3 separate regions of the Homo sapiens genome follow, and regions 2 and 3 are each linked to region 1. A link is a loop called in an ENCODE intact Hi-C map of the cell type or tissue named here. Cell type or tissue: endothelial cell of umbilical vein. All regions are shown on one strand.

Region 1 (4,000 bases):
CAAATGTAGAATAATGCATATCTGACATACACGCCCTGCATAAAACCCTTTAGTACCTCCCCTTCTCCTCAGGATAAAGTCCTAGCTCTGTCAAGTAACACTTGGGGTCCTGTTATCTGGTCCATGCAGTTTCATACTCCTCAACTTTTGCTCATGTTGCTCTCTCTACCAGTCATGCCCTTGCCCCTCCTCGCTGAAGCCTCTAACACTAGATACCCCTATCCTGCACCCCGCCTCACCCCTGTGGAGTTGATGTGTATATAACATTTGCTGATAGCTAAAGTTTATAGAGCCAGGCACCTGCAGAGTACTTTATGTACCTTATCCATATAATTCTCCAGTTGCCCTATTAAGCAGGTACTATGATTCTCCATCTTGCAGGTGAGGAAACAGAGGCATGGAGAGGTTAAGCTATTTAGCCAAGGTGATGTAGCTCATAAAAGAGGAGACAGGATTTGAATCCAGGCTTTTAAATTATTTACGTCTACCTCGCACAGAGCTTGTGCAATTGGTAAGTTACATGTCTGCCTCCTCTGCTCAGCTGTGAGCTTTTGAGAACAGATATGATGACTTCATCATCTGTGTGTCATCTTTGCAACTGAGATCCAATGCTTGTCACCTAGTAGGCACATTTGTATATGTATGAATGAATGAATTAATTGTTGATGTGACATTGTAAATGTCTCATAAATCTCATGAGAAGTGCTACTAAGAATATGTGAGAGTAGTACAGATATATCTGTATTTCACCCACCATGTGTATTGTCCATGAGGACATGAAATAAGTAAAAATGATGTTACTGCCTTTGAGGAGAATTTGGTTTAGTAGAAAAATGTAAATAGTTGAAAGAACTTAAATATGGAGCTTTTAGAAGCCATTCTGATTCCTGTTACCAAGAGGCATTATTAGTATTTATAGAAATCAACTTATCTTTTTAAAGGTTCATCATGTGCTAATAGCTAACAGCATCAGCAGTTTAATTATTGACTTAATCGAGGTCTAGAGTAGAGGACTTCCTAGTACTTTGGGAACTCCTGGCCACTTTTCATGTCAGCCTTGCTTTAAAAGGGATCCTAAAATGTGAAAGCTTTCTGTCTCTCTGATAGTGAACTAAGTTATTAGTTAAAATTTATCAGCCCAGTTGAAGTTGGCAAGATGATTCATCTTACATACATCAAATTCATGCAAAAGGAAGATATCAGTTACTATTTTAAATGCAAAAATAATATGCTTAAAATATAGTTATGGGCATACTGTGGTTTCTGGAATTGTCCTCCTGGAGAATCATTGAGACATGGTCTCTGATGTTCTTTATAATAGTAGCATGCTTATTTCATAAGCCAGAGCCCATATAGGAAAAAGCCTTTTTTCCACCATGCAAAGGCTTATAACTGAATGAGAAAAAAATAAATTAATTACATGAATATTAAGAGGTTACTTATCTATTATAACATTGGGCCACAAGTTGACTAATTAAAAGGAATGCAGGTTGGAAAGCTGCCACAAATCTGCTCCTTTCATTTAGAGGGCCACAGGCTGAAGCCAGTGATTGTGCGTGACAGACTCTGGGAACAATGGTGCAGTGCACAGACCGTCCAGATGAAGCATGCTCGTCTGAATTACACCGACGACAGGGTGGCCTACAGGCAAACAAAATGGTTAAACAATACATAATCAAGTTTTTATTTGGTATTTCCTGCAAGGCTGTACCAGTTGCCAGGGAGCGTACTGTATTTTTTCTTCGGCTGTATTAATTGTTGACCATAGCTGGCAGAACCCCAAACAGGGACAGATAAGGGGGAAAATGGCATCTGGACATTAAAGCCTCAAGTGTACTGGGGGAAAAAAAAGCACAAAAAATTACAGCATATATCAGGAATTTTCCAGCTAACGATGTGCGGATGTGGTAGCGCGAGGGAAAAAGAGCCAAACTGAGCTTGCTTTGTTCGCTAAGAGAGGCCCCCCTGTAACATTCCTTTTAGCTGTGCATATTTTGGCTTCATTTGTACAGTTTTAACTTTATACTGTGTGTGGAGGAGTTCAGTTGTAACTGGTGGTGCCTAATAATTCTATTGCAATAATTAAAGTTCATGGAGAGCTGTTAGGTTATTAGTTCATAGAAGCTGCTTCAGAAAACGGAGTCTAAGCTGAAAACTTTTTAAGTGACATGTCATTACTGTAAAAGATGGCAACAATTATTTTCTTTGATTTCACAGCAGTTTTTTTTTTAAGACAAGATTCATTTATGGAGACAAATAAGAAACAACATCTTAAAAGCTTTGGGTAGGAGTGAGGGGCCCAGACTGGGAATGATGAGAATATGGATCCTGTAGCCTGTGAATAAAACATTTTCCAACTGGCTTGTAAAACATGAAAATTTGTGATAGCATAATTTCATCTGCTACTTTTAGATTCCATTTAAAATGTGAAATTAATATATAAATGTTAGTAAATCTATTGCAGAAACCAAGTATTGCAGCTTCTTCACCTCTGATAGAAGTCATATGTGACTTTTAATTCAGTAATACGATGAAAAATCTCCAACTGAACACAGCCTCCTTCTTAAAAGATTGACATGCCTTGGAGTCCCCAATAAAATAGTAATTGCAATGTACACCAATTGGTTAGAGCTGTGAAATATGTTTCCCGGGGGCTTCTCTGCAGTGGTAGAGGGCTGTCTGCCTGCATGGTTGTCATACTCAGTGGTTACTTGCAGACTCTGGAGTTAGACCTGGGTTTGGATTGTATCTCTGACAAGTGGCTAGTTGTGGGACTACTGTAGTTATTAACATGTTTGAATATCAGTATCTTACCTAAAATATGGGTAAAAAATTATGTGCCTATCTCACAAGTTTTTATGTTTAAGTAACATAAAATGTGTGAAGTCCTTAGTGAAGTGCCAGGCGTACGGAAGACTCTTGATAAACTTCGACTGTTTTTCTTTGGCTATGTCTTCTCTGTTGTGCAGCTCTGGGGTTTCTTTGAGCTTCTCAAAACATTCCTTCTAGTCAGTTTCTGCATTAGAGTAAAATATATTTACTTAATCACCATTGACTTCCACAATAGATAACAAGGAACAGGTTGTTTGGTCTGTAATGAAAGCCAGGCCGATAGTTATGATTACTATTAAGCATTCTTCGAGAAGCTGAAATGTTATTAACTGTCTTCCGAAGCACTTATTAAGAGCCAATTATTAGTCCTGAAAAACAGTTCTCTCAAATATTCCTAAGATGACTTCCAGCTATAGTATACATGTACTTTGTGACATTATAGATGGCTGCCTGGTAACGTAGAGGCCAGGCTTCATCTCCAAATGTGAAGAGAAAATTCTCTCTCTCATTCCTGTCTCATATTTGATTGGATGATTTTAGTAAGACTTAATGACTTTTTTGCGAATCGGTTAAATTTTCTGGTGTATGTTGCTTTTCATTTTCTTCTCCAGAAATCTTAATCCTCTTGAAGACAGGAAATGTGTTAGGAGTTCATAGACTCTGAATATTAGAATTGCACAATTCATGACCCCAGGATTCCATATGCTGTCCATTCAATAAAGGGGTGACACTGTCCATGATGATCAATGTTTAGATGACAAACATCTTTAAATCCACAAAATTTCTCATAGACCAAAGCGTTTGTTCTAGTCCCTGACATATCGAACCAGTTTTTTCAAAGTAAATCATTTGATCTGGTCCCTGACATATCAAACCAGTTTTTTCAAAGTAAATCTTGTGTCCTGAAAACATTTTGAGGCCTTAAATAATACCACTCTTGAATATCATCATTTGAGTAACTTAGTAAAGACTATTAAAAAAATACACATATATGGTAAGATTTTGTAGGATCTTCTTAGCATTAAGAATAAAAGATTATTAATTCTTTCCCCGTGAAACAACAACATATAATAATAAGCTAAATGTGGTCAGCTTTGATTTCATAACGGGAAAACTCCCTTTTCATTTTTACAATTGGTGTTTTCTCTTCAGCTGCTTTTTAAGTTGG
Region 2 (4,000 bases), 83 kb before region 1:
GGCTACTTTTGCCCAGTGGACATGCGAATGGAGGAGCCATTTAAGGTGAATAGATTCCCAGCCAAGTCAGAGAACTGGGACAGTCACTTTGAGGACACTGCTACTTCTTTTGTGCTTGAGCTTCACTCATTGTGTCTACTCTGTAAGACGTATTTGAGGCCAGATATTGACATTTTTAAGTCATTTAATCATTTCAAAATATTTATAGATGTCTTAGGACAATTTTTTGTTGCAAGTAATAAAAACCCAACTCAAGCTGGATAAGCAAAACACTGACTTTAGTGACTCACATAATTAATAAATCCAGGGGTAGATCAAACACACTGGGCCCAGGTGTGGAAATAATGTCTTCCGGAATCTCTTGCCCACTGTCCCTTGTTCTGGCCCTCTTCTGCATCCCATAGTAGGTTCACTAAAATGGTGGCAAAGACAGCCATCAGTAGCTGCAGGCTGAGACTTTGCCAGTTTCATAATCCCAGTGTAGAGTTTTACTCTCCCAGAAGTCCTAGCAAAATTTCTGAGACTGATTATTATGCTCCTGTCCACCTCTGAATCATTCATCATCACTCAATCCAGGGTTGTTCACATGCCATCCGTGGGCCCCTGCTGTTAAAACCAGATTGCCAGATTCTAGGACAGGAGTAGTTCCTCAACAGAAAATAAGGGTGTGGCTTCCAGGAGAGGTAAATGGATGGAAAGGCAGAGACCATCTGTGGTTTACTTAATAGGATGTAGAATAAATTTACTTGATGTGATATATAAAGTTGTACATAGTGTTTATAGAATTTATTTGGTACTAATACATAGCCATACATCATTACCTGCATTTTTACTTGTAAGTCTTCTTTCCCACAACTAGATAGTAAAGCTTTTAAAAACAATATCTGTCATATCTATTGGAAACTCTAAAACTGAGTATAGTGCCTGCACATGGTAGGTGCTGGTAAATGTTTATGGGTGCTGCTGAAATCGCAATTTGCTTCTAGCAGCATGCACATTATTGTTGGTGGCAAATACTCCTGGAGCTATACCATTTGGTGCTGGTTGAGAATAAGTGCACACAGAGTCCATATTTAATGAGCAAAAAAGAGAATACAGTGGCCCATATCCGTAGTGTAGGGCTAGTGAGATGTGTGAACATAAATTTGGTGCATACAAGACATAGTCACAGAATATGCTTCATGCACTTAAGAGGAGGAGATTAGATATTTTTAAAAATTCTTCTCGATTCCAAATACTGGCTCTAGTTCAAGCAGAATTTTGTTGTGGCCCTTAGGTAGCTGTGCCAGACATCTCTCAGCTCTTGAACTATTTGATGTCCAAACATTGAAGAGAATGGGGGAAAAAAAAGTGACCGGAAAAAAATCCTCATAGAACTTCCTGTGAATGGGTCAAAGTTTAATCACAGCAAATAAGACAGATTTCCCTTTTATTGTAACCACAATAGAAAGGCAGGGCTTGTGTTTACAAAGCATGTTGTTTGGGAGACCTTTGTAAATTGTAATCTTTGGAAATCCCAAACCTATTGGATGTAATCCCATCCATTAGATGAAGGCAACTTGCCTATGCAATAGTTCCAGAAGAGCAAGTTAAATTGAGAACATGAACAGGAAGTAGTCATTAAGAATTACAATGGGTAGGATGCAGAGTTAATTCAGAGAGATATTTTGTTATTAGATAATTACATCACTAGGACAGCTGGAAAACTGAGTGCTGTGCTGGACTGCAAGCCTTGTTCTCTGCCCTGCAGCTGGCGGGTCAGGACAATAGAGACAGCAAGAGAACTTACTTTGTGGGAGAGTTAGGGGCTTGGCCAACTTAATTGTGAAATGATAACGACCTATCTGCCTTTTTTGGATTGCATTTTGCACAGCTAAACTGAAGGCATAGCCTTAGTTAATGCCAATAACCAGTTTGCACTTTGACTTTTTGAACATTCACTTGGATCACATTATGCTAAGCTCTAATGGATAAATATTTAATGGTAATTTTCCTTTCCTTTAAAAGTCATCTGAGATATTTTGTTCATATTCAATACATTGTGATTACATTTTTCTTATGGAACTGCTGTCATGTAATTCTTGAAATGGTATTTTTGTCAGGTTACAGATTAGCAAAAATTTTTAAAAAAAGGTTTTAGAAAGTCTTAAAATATTGGTCAATATAAGGAATCATGCAGTTGTAGCTATTTTCCAGTTTTTTGGGGTTTTTTTGGTTTTTTTTGTTGTTGTTGTTGTTTTTTGTTTTTTTGTTTTTTTTTTTTTTTTGAGATGGAGTCTCGCTCATTGCCCAGGCTGGATGGAGTGCAGTGGCACGGTCTCGGCTCACTGCAAGCTCTGCCTCTCAGGTTCACGCCATTCTCCTGCCTCAGCCTCCCAAGTAGCTGGGACTACAGGCGCCTGCCACCACGCCCGGCTAATTTTTTTGTATTTTTAATAGAGATGGGGTTTCACCGTGTTAGCCAGGTTGGTCTCGATCTCCTGACCTCGTGAGCCGCCCTCCTCGGGCTCCCAAAGTGCTAGGATTACAGGTGTGAGCCACCGCGCCCAGCCTATTTTCCAGTTTTTACATTCAAGTGTTCAGACCTGTCTGGCTCTTTTGTTTTGCAAGTGTAAGGGTTCTAGGTAGCCTAGCCCCATTCCTTATTGATTTATATAAATACATTACAGATTGTTTACCTCTAGCCAAATACCAGGGATTTTAATTCATGCTTAGCTCAGTTGTTGTATATGAAACTCATTTGTTATATTAAAGTTTCTGGCCGGGCACAGTGGCTCACGCCTGTAATCCCAGCACTTTGGGAGGCCAAGGCAGGTGGATCACTTGAGGTCAGGAGTTCGAGGCCAGCCTGGCCAACATGGTGAAACCCATCCTTACTAAAAATACAAAAATTAGCCAGGCATGATGGTGCATGCCTGTAGTCCCAGCTACTCGGGAGGCTGAGGCAGGAGAATCACTTGAACCCAGGAGGTTGCAGTGAGCCAAGATTGCACCACTGCACTCCAGCCTGGACAACAGAGTGAGACTCCATCTTAAAAGAAAAATAAGAATAAAAATAAAGTTTCTGTTTTCTCTTTATTGCCCACCAAAGTGACTATTATTTGATTTGGGGCAATTCCAGAGGGAGTCATTGTAGACAAAAAAAAGCATCATAAATATTATAGTCTAGCATTTCTAAGATTAATGTTTACAACCATTGATTCAAAATGCATTTCCTACCCATTGTGACTAATATAACTGTTAATTTTTAGTACAATGTTTACTAACCATTAATCAGACATAATTTAAGTCAGACAAAATTTCATAGTTTTGGGAAGAGCAATATTTCCCCAGATGTCTTCCATGGAGTACTAGGTCTGTAGGATGTGGATGGCTAGCCAGCACTGGAGCCAAAAAAGAGAGTATCCTACAGGCACCCTTAGGACTCTGATGTCCCTTGATGCCCTTTGTGAATGTCTGAGAAGTCTCTAATATGCTCCATTTCCTGAATGAAGTTAATAATAATGGCACCTTAAAAATTAAAAAGGATTATTTCCTTGAACCTGGAGGAGTCACTTCTACCTAATACCATTTTTTAAGAATATGCAAGTATATACATTAAAATTTATGTGAAAATGTTCTGCTCTATGGACTATTACACATCTCTTTAAAATTCCATGTTTTAAAAACTACCGATTGAAATGAGTCCTTTTTTCTCCAAGGTTTATCATTTAGGACAATTAGTAGTGGCTTCAGTGAGCTCACCTTTCGTATCTTGAGCATCCATTGAAACTGAGGCCTGGAGTCCAGTTGCTGCAGGTGGCATCAGTGAGTCTTAATATTTTGAAGAGAGCAGTATAACTCTGAGGAAAGCAACTTGGGTGGGTTAGATGTTATTTTTAAATTGTGTCATGCAAAGAGTGCTTGAAAACGGTTTCAGTGAGATGAAGCAACAGGGCATACTGCCAGGGTTGTTAGGTAACTTCTAAGACAACGGTCCAGGGGGCAGATGACTTTTTGT
Region 3 (4,000 bases), 310 kb before region 1:
TTTAGAAGGGGCCTGTGCAAGTGAAGCACCCTGAGGTTTAAGCTTCATTAGTTTCCCAATACATTCACCACTGGTGATAATACTTTTTCCTATAAAATGAACGCTGCATGAATACAGTTTGGGTCAGTTGTGCAATGCTTAGAAAAGCTATAGCTCTACAGTGAGAAGGCTTGTTACAGTTTTACAAAGATTCATGTCACATTAGCATTTCCATATCATAAGGTTAACTCTTCATCGTGTCTTTCCAACCTGCAGGGTGGACACTTAATCTTGAGTTTGAGCCCCAACAGATGTCATAATCTCAGGATTATCTTGATTAGAAGGGCATGTAGATTTGTGCTATTGAGTGCCAGATCAGATCCTCTGAGCATACAAAGAGATAGTCAGAAGTTTTGCACAGAGGCTTTCACAAGATTCTGTTATTCTTCTGTGTTCTCCCTACCTCTAATCTTTATATTGGGATTTATAGTATGATCTAAGTATTCACGTGCTACTGGTACAACTTGCTGTCAATGAGTAACGTAAGTTGGTTCAAAATCAACTTCAAACAATTTGGAGAACTGGTCATTTTAAGCATTAAGGTATATTACAATTATTTTTAAAAGAATGTGAATGCAAAAACCAGTCTAATAATTATTAAAAATGATAAATTTACAGATACCATTAGAAGTAACTGATCCTTTATTGATGTAGACCTCCAACATGATTAAAGAGGATGAAAAAATTTTTGAAGCAAAGCTTTGTCAAAGCAAATATCTTACCTCATGGTAGATATAGTCCAGTGTTATTAGTCCTAATTTTTAAATTTATCTCAGATGAGATCTTCGGGATTTGGATCCAATATTCCTTTCTCTATTCTCAGATGTGCTGTGTTTTACTGATTGATTCCAGGAAGGAAATATAGTTAATTGCTCTTAAGCCATTAAATTCCCCTTTATCTTTGTGACTGTCAATAGCATTAGCAGCAAAAGAATGTACTCCCTCTTAATCCGATAGAAGTATGAAAATCTTGATATTGCAACTGCCTTTTGATATCAATATTCTACATGGCATTTTATTAAGTGGAAAGTGGCAAATATGCTCTTTTTTTTTTTTTTTTTGAGAAAATTAGACTAAAGGTGTTCCAGTCCCAGAGGGGCTTTGAGCTGAGTGGACACAGAAACAGTGAATCACCCTTCTGCATAAAGCTGGCTGCCTGGAAGTTTAACCCCCAAAACAAGTGTGGATGGTAGTCATAACAATGCTATCAGAATACCTTTCTCTTCCAAAAGGAATTGGGGCATTGTTCCAGGGTGGACATTACACATTTCCCACATGGCAGCAGGAATTCTAAAATTGTTGAAGTTGCTATGGTGGTCACCAATCAAGAAATACAAAATATATACAGTTTTTAATTAATTCAAACATTTATTGAAAGTTTATATAGATACAGGCATATAGAAATGCTCTTGTGGAACTTAAAATTTATATTATGTGTATATATTCATGTATTTACTTCTCACATACTTAGCACGTAGACACCACACCGGACACACACACATGCATACACGATTGGTCATTTCCAGCAACTTTGACAATCTACTACAAAGCCAAGAACTTCTGAGTCATGTAGAAGGCAAACCATGTCAGAATGTTTAATGAGAAAAAATCATGAGCTCATAGAAGAAGCCTTTGGGCCTCACACAAAACTCATGTGCTCTTACTTTTCTCACAATTCCAGCAAGCTTCGATTATCTCATATCTAACAGAGCTGTTGAATAATCTCATTAGCTCATCGCAAAATAAAAGGCGTACCAACAGCAGGGGAGGGGAGTTATTAAGTGAATACAGTAAGTAAAAAGCACAATAATTAGGGACTATTTAATGCAGGGGCAAACAACAGTATACCCTCAGTAGTCCCTGAGTTACTAGGTGAGATTAAATTATGTTCAGCATTATCCATCACCAAGACAAGGAAGTGTTAATTCGTTTTGTTAAAAAGGTTGAATTTTTAAGCTGATACTTTGTTCTATTCCTTCAATAATATTGATAACAAATGAGCTGTTATTATGCAAAGATACTTGTTACTCACCATTAAACTCATATTTATCACATTTTGCCCTTTTCTAGTTTGGGGAGAGAAAATGATAGATTGGACAATATAGACTGGTAAGTGTGATATAAGGCACACTTCTTCCAATTTGAAAATACCCTAGCAAATGAACTGTTTCTGTCCAAAATATTCCTTTGGTGATAGAAAGGAGGGTCCCTGCATCCAAAAAACAAGGATAAAGCTCTGTCTTCAGCAGAAATCTCCTTGATTTGTGACTTTATAGTTTGCATGACTAACGTTCTTGATTTCTCATTTTTATAGATTGAATTGGTGAAAGTGATTTTATGTTCCCTGGAATTCCCAACACTTAAAAAGTAAGCTTTTTGCATTTCAAATGCAACCTATACAAACTGTTTTGTTTACAAAGCCTCTGAGGTGAGAAGCCAGAGTTCCAAGCATCAGGAAACCATGGGTGAGCAAGATAATTTGACAGTCAGAAAAGTCGAGCTGTTCAATAATGCTACCACTTGCCTTCCATGGAGATCTGGGATTAGTGACTTCCATGACGAATTACACACATCATGGACGTGAAGTGATCTGTTTAAGGGGTTCATTTGCAAGAGCACATGAAAGCAAGAACTTATAATGAACTCTTGGAATACTTAAAGCTTAGTAGTAACAGATATAAATTACTGCAGGAAGCAAAGGATGCTTCCAGAATATGTACAAGTGTTCAGAGTCCTTTTCTGGGAAAAAGAAATATCCCCTCCTAGTATTTCCAAATTTGAACACTCTAGGAGAGTATACTAAACGTTAGAGGTTTTTCACCATTCGATTTTAAGATTTAGTAAAAAGCTACACTAATTAAGTCAATGTGGTGTTTGCATAAGGACAAACATAGAAGAGAATCAAAAATAGACCCACACAGCCGTTTGATTTTCAACAATGATGTCAAGGTTATTAAATGGGGAATAGAGTTGTTTCAATAAATGGTATTGGACAAATGGGTATACATATGAAAAAAATGTGAACCTTTGCCACCATATTTAAAAAATTAACTCCATATGGCTCACAGAATTAAGCATAAGTGCTAAAATGATAAAATATGTAGAAAAAAGGAAAAGGAGAAAATCTTGGTTACCTTGAGTTAGTCAAAGATTTCTTAGGACACTGAAATCATGAATCAAAAAGAAAAAAATGGTAAATTAGACTTCATTAAATTAAAAGCTTCTGCACTTTCAAAGATCTGAAAGACAATGTTAAGAAAATTAAAAAGCAAGACACAAGGTGGGAAAAATATTTACAAATCACATATCTGATGAAGGGCTTGTATCCAGGATATATAAAAGAACTCTCAAAACTCATAAGAAAGCAAACCACACAATTTTTAAAAAATAGGCAAAAGGTTTGAATAGATAACTTACAAAAGAAGATACACAGATGGCAAATAAGCACAAGAAAAGATGCTCAATGTCATTACTTATTAGAGAAATGCAAGTTGAAGCCATCATATGATACACGCATCAGAGTGGCTAATTTATTACACCTATCAGAGTGGCTAATTTAAAAGAATGACAATAGCAAATGTTGATTGGGATGCAGAGCACCTGAAATTCTCATACACTGCTGGTGGAAATGTAAAATGGTACTATCACATTGAGAAAAAGTTTAGCAGCTAGTTACACATTAAACAAAAAATTACCATACAATGTAGCAATTCCATTTCTAAGTATTTACCCACAAAAAATAAAAACATATGTCTGCACAAAAACCTATATGAAATTTTTATCTTTTATTTCTACAGTTCTATTCACAGTCACCAAAAGCTGGAAACAACCTAAATGGTCAAAAAGGATGAATAGATAAACTGTGGTACATTCATACAATAGAATACTACCCAGTAACAAAAAGTAACAAACTAATGATATGCACAACTGTGGGTTAATTTCAAGAGTATTATGCTGAAAG

What was found. Peaks named below come from ENCODE experiments on the same cell type or tissue, not always from the same donor. Only the 100,000 strongest peaks of a DNase experiment are listed, where the experiment ranks them.
Region 2: it touches region 1 in a loop (6-fold over the local background); 6 of 110 quality-filtered maps call a loop at or near these places.
Region 3: a loop joins it to region 1, with 6 times the contacts of the local background. A loop is called at or near these places in 2 of 110 quality-filtered maps.

Annotation. Positions count from the first base shown.
Region 1 is chr7:92,696,295-92,700,294 of GRCh38, reverse strand. The region is part of intron 4 of CDK6 (cyclin dependent kinase 6); the gene reads left to right. Among named protein-coding and RNA genes, the nearest start is that of FAM133B, 110 kb to the right of the region's middle. RefSeq lists an enhancer at 3,696-4,000. In endothelial cell of umbilical vein, no CTCF peak of the experiment used is centred here; a DNase peak (open chromatin) is centred at 1,684; H3K27ac peaks cover 2,221 bases.
Region 2 is chr7:92,779,031-92,783,030 of GRCh38, reverse strand. The region is part of intron 2 of CDK6 (cyclin dependent kinase 6); the gene reads left to right. Among named protein-coding and RNA genes, the nearest start is that of CDK6-AS1, 55 kb to the left of the region's middle. RefSeq lists a silencer at 70-270. In endothelial cell of umbilical vein, no CTCF peak of the experiment used is centred here; a DNase peak (open chromatin) is centred at 1,600; H3K27ac peaks cover 1,453 bases.
Region 3 is chr7:93,009,320-93,013,319 of GRCh38, reverse strand. No RefSeq gene overlaps it. Among named protein-coding and RNA genes, the nearest start is that of SAMD9, 110 kb to the left of the region's middle. In endothelial cell of umbilical vein, no CTCF peak of the experiment used is centred here; DNase peaks (open chromatin) are centred at 1,269 and 1,569; H3K27ac peaks cover 2,413 bases.